Regions from separate parts of the Homo sapiens genome. Here region 1 is linked to region 2. The links are chromatin loops, found by intact Hi-C in ENCODE. Cell type or tissue: ovary. All regions are shown on one strand. Region 1 has its middle 21 kb from the start of LINC02517. Region 2 overlaps HTRA3 (HtrA serine peptidase 3).

Region 1 (2,500 bases), 66 kb before region 2:
ATGGGAAGGCTCATCACCTGGCTCAGAGTCACTGCTGTTTGTAAAAGGTATGACTGTCCTGCTGCTGCTGTGCATTTGGCTTGCGCCCAGAGAGAGAGAGTGAAGGTTTTGACCCTGTAAGGGAGAGCCAGCCTTGCAGGCCAGGGAATGCAGCTGCAGGCGTGGGAGCGACAGGAGACTCAGAGCCAGAGCGGGCAGCCGAGACAGAGACAGACAGTGTAAGGGAGCCACTGAATAAAACCATACTTCAGGCTGGGCACCGTGGCTCAGGCCTGTAATCCCAGTACTGCGGGCTACAAAATGCCCAGCACAGAACCAAGTACATGTTAAATCCCCTCCACGTCCCCCTCACCACCCAGGAGCACAGTCACTTCCCAGGCACACAGGGGTTAGGGCAGATGTAGGGATTTGAAAACTGGACCTGGTATATCTGGCCATAGGGCTTATAGGGAGAAAACAAAATATTTGCAGGCTGGCTCGGTGGCTCGCACCTGTAATCCCGGCACTTTGGGGGGCCGAGGCGGGTGGATCACCTGTCAGGAATTTGAGACCAGCCTGGCCAACATGGTGAAACCCCATCTCTACTAAACATATAAAAATTAGCCGGGCTTAGTGGCAGGTGCCTGAAATCCCAGCTACTTGGGAGTCTGAGGCAGGAGAATCGCTTGAACCCAGGAGGCAGAAGTTGCAGTGAGCTGAGATGTCACCATTGCACTCCAGCCTGGGAGACAGAGGGAGACTCTGTCTCAAAAATTTAAAAAAAAAAATGTAAAAACAACAACAAAAAAATTAAGTGTTTGCAGCTGTCGTGGGAACTGTAGAATTTGCCAGTAATTTGGAGGAAATTCGCCCAAAGCCTGAAGACAGATGGGGCCTGGGATCATGGTTCTGGCCGCTCCCCCATATTGAGGGGTTGTTTCTTCCCACACAGGGTGTAGAGAGACCAGAACATCATCTTTTTCTCAGAATACAAGTGAGCCTTGGCCTTCCCTCTGTTTGTGGCCTTCAAATAGAAAAAAACAATCACTGGCTTTACATCTGGTGGAGGAAGCAGGACAAAGTCCCCCACAGAACACAAGAGCTGGCCAAGTCAGCCAGCCACGCAGGGCTGAGCACCGGCAGCCAGCCCAGGCCTGTGTCCTGTCCAAGGCTGAGGAAAACATGGCCCCTCCCTCAAGGGCGTCCATTAAGACCTAACAGGGGAGGCGAGGCCAAGATTCTGGAAGCTGTCAGCGGCCACAGCCCCACACCCCAAGCCACTGCCTCCTCTACTATGACTTCCCCGTGCATCTGGGACACTTGGGCCCGTGTTTTCCTCCTCCTGAGGTGTAGATGGGAGGAAAGGGTCTTCATCCGCTGCTGCGGCAAACTTCCCTTAGGCCACCATTTGAGCTGTCCCTTAAAAAAGTTGATGGCTGATCATAAAGCCTTTTCTTTAAGTTTGTTTTTAATCAAAGTTGAATATGCATTCTGCTAAGATCATACCAAATGGGAAAAGTTGAAAGTATGCCCACTTTCACCACTTTTATTCAACTTAGTACTGAAGTCCTAGCCAGAGCAATGAGGCAAGAGAAAGAAAGGATTAGACAAATTAGAAAGTCAAATTTTTCCTGTTTGCAGATGACATGATTATATTTAGAAAAACCCAAAGATAGCCAGGCGCAGTGGCTCACGCCTGTAATCCCAGCACTTTGGGAGGCTGAGGTGGGTAGATCACCTGAGGTCAGGAGTTGGAGACTAGCCTGGCCAACATGGTGAAACCCCATCTCTACTAAAAATACAGCAATTAGCTGAGCGTGGTGGCGGGCGCCTGTAATCTCAGCTACTTGGGAGGCTGAGGCAGGATAATTGCTTGAACCCTGGAGGCAGACGTTGCAGTGAGCCAAGATCTCACCATTGCACACAGCCTGGGCAACAAGAGTGAGATTCCATCTCAAAAATAACAAAAACCCAAAGATGCCTCAAAAAACTGGTAGAACTGATCAATTTAGTAAAGTTGCAGGATACGAAATCAACATACAAAAATCAGTAACATTTCTGTATGCCAATAGTGAGCAATATTAACAAATCAAGAAAGCAATCCTATCTATAATAGCTGCAAAAAATGAAATGCCTAGGAGTAAATTTAACCAGAGGTAAAAGATTTCTATAACAAGAACTATAAATCACTGATGAAAGAAATTGAAGAGGACACACAAAAAATTTCAAGATATTCCACGTTCATGGAATTAATTTTGTTGGAATTTGAAAGAATTAATGTTAAAATGTTCATATTACCAAAAGTGATCTACAGATTCAATATAATCTCTATCAAAATACCAATAACATTCTTCACAGAAATAGAAAAAAATCCTAAAATTCATCTAAAACCATAAAGACCTCGAATAGCCAAAGCAATCCCTAGAATGAACAAAGCTGGAGGTATCATACTACCTGACTGCAAATATACTATAGTAACCAAAGCTATAGTAACCAAACAACTTGGTACTGACATAAAAAC
Region 2 (2,500 bases):
GCACATGGCAGCACCTCCACAGACACCGCCTTCCAGCTCCTCCCCTTCCTCGACCCCTCTCCCTCACTCTCACTAACTCCACTTCTGTAAGACGCGTCCACCTGCCATCCTTTCTTCACATCAACTTCTATGAGCCCGGCACCGTGCAAAGCACACTCAGTCCATCATCTCATTTGCCCAGTGACCAGTGAGGGGGGTCCCACTGTTATCCATTTCACAGATGAAGAAACTGAGGTGCAAAGAGCTTCAGAGACTTCTGGGGCAGAGCTGGGACTCCACCCTGAGCAGCCAGACATGAGGGACAGAACTGGGTCCCAGTCCTGGTGCTCTGCCCATTATGTGCTGGAGCAGGGTAATGCACACAGGTGGGCAGGCTGTACATTGCACAATTCCAGGGAGTCACCTGCTACCCCTGCACTAGACCTGGCTTTCAGCTTGGGGAACATATGGACGTGTCCTCGCCATATCTTTGCTGCACCAAGGACAGCGGTCTATGATTTTAAACCCTGTCCCACCCATTAGTCCACAAACACCCTCATCAAAACCAAACAAGGCAGACACTTCGAGCTGCTAGGGGCCTGCCTGGTATTCAGAGCACTGGCTGGGGAACCAGGGGACCTGGGCTCAGGGCAGAACCATCCATCCCTACCTGAGTGACCGAGGGCAGCTTCCTACAGCTCCCTGAACCCTTTCTCATACAGGACCAGGACATCAATACCCCAATGATGTGTTGAAGGCTTTGTGGGCCTGGAACAGTGCCCAGTGTCACACCGTTCACCCTTGTGAAACCTGGTGGCCTCCCTCCCTCAAAGCAAGCCTGGGCGGAAGGTGTTCAGACCACCTGGCAGGCCCTGGTGAGCCTGTGGGAGGCCAAGGGTGCACAGGCCCCCTTGTACCCACCTCTCCACAACTAGACGCCCCCATCTCCAGAAAGCCCTCCTGATCTAGCCCTCTCTCCACTCTGAAGGTGGTTTCTTCCTCTTCTGGGCTCCATGCATTGTCATTGGTCCCTCACAATGCAGGATGGGGGTTTCACAGGGGTCTGCGGCTGTGGTGATGTGGGCAGGAGGCAGTGGTTGGGGTCACCAAGCCTGCGAGCCTGCCAGGAGGCTATGCTTAGTCCTGAGGCCGTGGGAGCCATGGCCCAGCTTTCGGCAGGGAGGGTCCGGGTCTCGCCAAGTCCCTTCAGGCTGCTGTGTGGGGCTGCATGGGAGGGCAGAGGCCTGTCGGGGGAAGACCACAGGATGGCAGATGGGGTGAGGGTGCATTTGCTAGGCCAAGCCCCGGCAGGAAGGGCAGCTGCACAGCGCCCTGGTCTCAGCTCCAGTCCGGCTGGACTCCTGGCTCCTGGCAGCCTTGGCGAAAGCTCTTGGCCAAGCAGCTCTGCCGGCAGTTCCAAGTCCTCCAGTGCCGCCAGATGCTGTGGCTCAGCACTGCAGCCCCAGCGGGAGTGGGCGGGGCAGGAGGGGAGGCGTCATCTTGCCTGAGTGGTCCCAGATGCTGAACTCCAAGGCATGTGCAGCCCCAGGAAGCTGCTAAGAGGATTACAAATCAAAAGCCAACCCAAGTTCTTCAATAAATACAACCGGGAGATGCCATCAGAACCTGCTTGGGGTTGCACAATAAAAGCCGGTGATTAAATGCCACCTTGTAAACTGCTCTGGGGCTCTACATTCTGAGCGCATGGCAGGCTCCAAGGCCTGTTTATCTGCAGCCAGAGGAGAGGCTGCATGGCCTCAGAGCTCTGGTTACGCGCAAAGGGAAACCCTTCTCCACACAGGCCCTCAGAAACGCATTTATCCCTGCTTTTACCATCCCGTGGATGGACATTTATCCACTCTGTGCAACTGCGATGCCTTAACATGGACCTGAGAAGATGCGAGGGTTCCCCTGAGAAGTGGTGAGCCTCTGTCACTGGAGGGATGCAAGAAGGGCCCAGAGGGTTAGAGGAGATTCACACATCACATGGGCCCTCGTCTCATTTCGTGTCATCTACAGAGGCCACGCACTGGCCCAGGCCCCTGCCCGGCGAGGCTTCGAGCCTGGAGGAGATGGGGATCACGCAGAGAAATTGACCCACAGTCACATCTGTGTGCAGGGCCCACCGGAGACCCTGGGTGTGCTCACCAAGCAATGAAGGATGACCTGGGCACAGTGGCCAGGGCAGGTGGCTCAGGGGCGGTGGGACATCCGGGTGAAGGCAGGATGAGGAACCCACCACGCTAAGGCAAGGGAAGGAAACGCCGGGCAGTGGGCACATTGCGTGCAAAGGCCTCGAGGTGGGAAAGAGACCGGTGAGGCCATGAGGCCAGAGCACAGGGGATGAGGGGACAGTGGGAGACGGCACCGAGGGTGATGCGGGCCAGGTGGCAGGCACAGGGCCCTGTGAGTCAAGGTAAGTGCTGGGGTGCCTTGCAAGGAAGCCTGCAGGTCATGGGCAGGACAGATTGACCAAGGTGATCCTGGCTGCTGTGTGAGAAGTGATGGAAGGGAGGATGGA

The links. Hi-C counts contacts between places; a loop is a spot of excess contacts. Peaks named below come from ENCODE experiments on the same cell type or tissue, not always from the same donor. Only the 100,000 strongest peaks of a DNase experiment are listed, where the experiment ranks them.
Region 1: a loop joins it to region 2, with 1.9 times the contacts of the local background. A loop is called at or near these places in 12 of 110 quality-filtered maps.

What each region holds. Positions count from the first base shown.
Region 1 is chr4:8,339,538-8,342,037 of GRCh38, reverse strand. No RefSeq gene overlaps it. Among named protein-coding and RNA genes, the nearest start is that of LINC02517, 21 kb to the right of the region's middle. In ovary, no CTCF peak of the experiment used is centred here; DNase peaks (open chromatin) are centred at 197 and 1,157; H3K27ac peaks cover 1,925 bases.
Region 2 is chr4:8,273,993-8,276,492 of GRCh38, reverse strand. All of the region lies in intron 1 of HTRA3 (HtrA serine peptidase 3), which reads right to left. Among named protein-coding and RNA genes, the nearest start is that of HTRA3, 5.5 kb to the right of the region's middle. In ovary, a CTCF peak has its summit at 1,392; a DNase peak (open chromatin) is centred at 1,442; H3K27ac peaks cover 2,080 bases.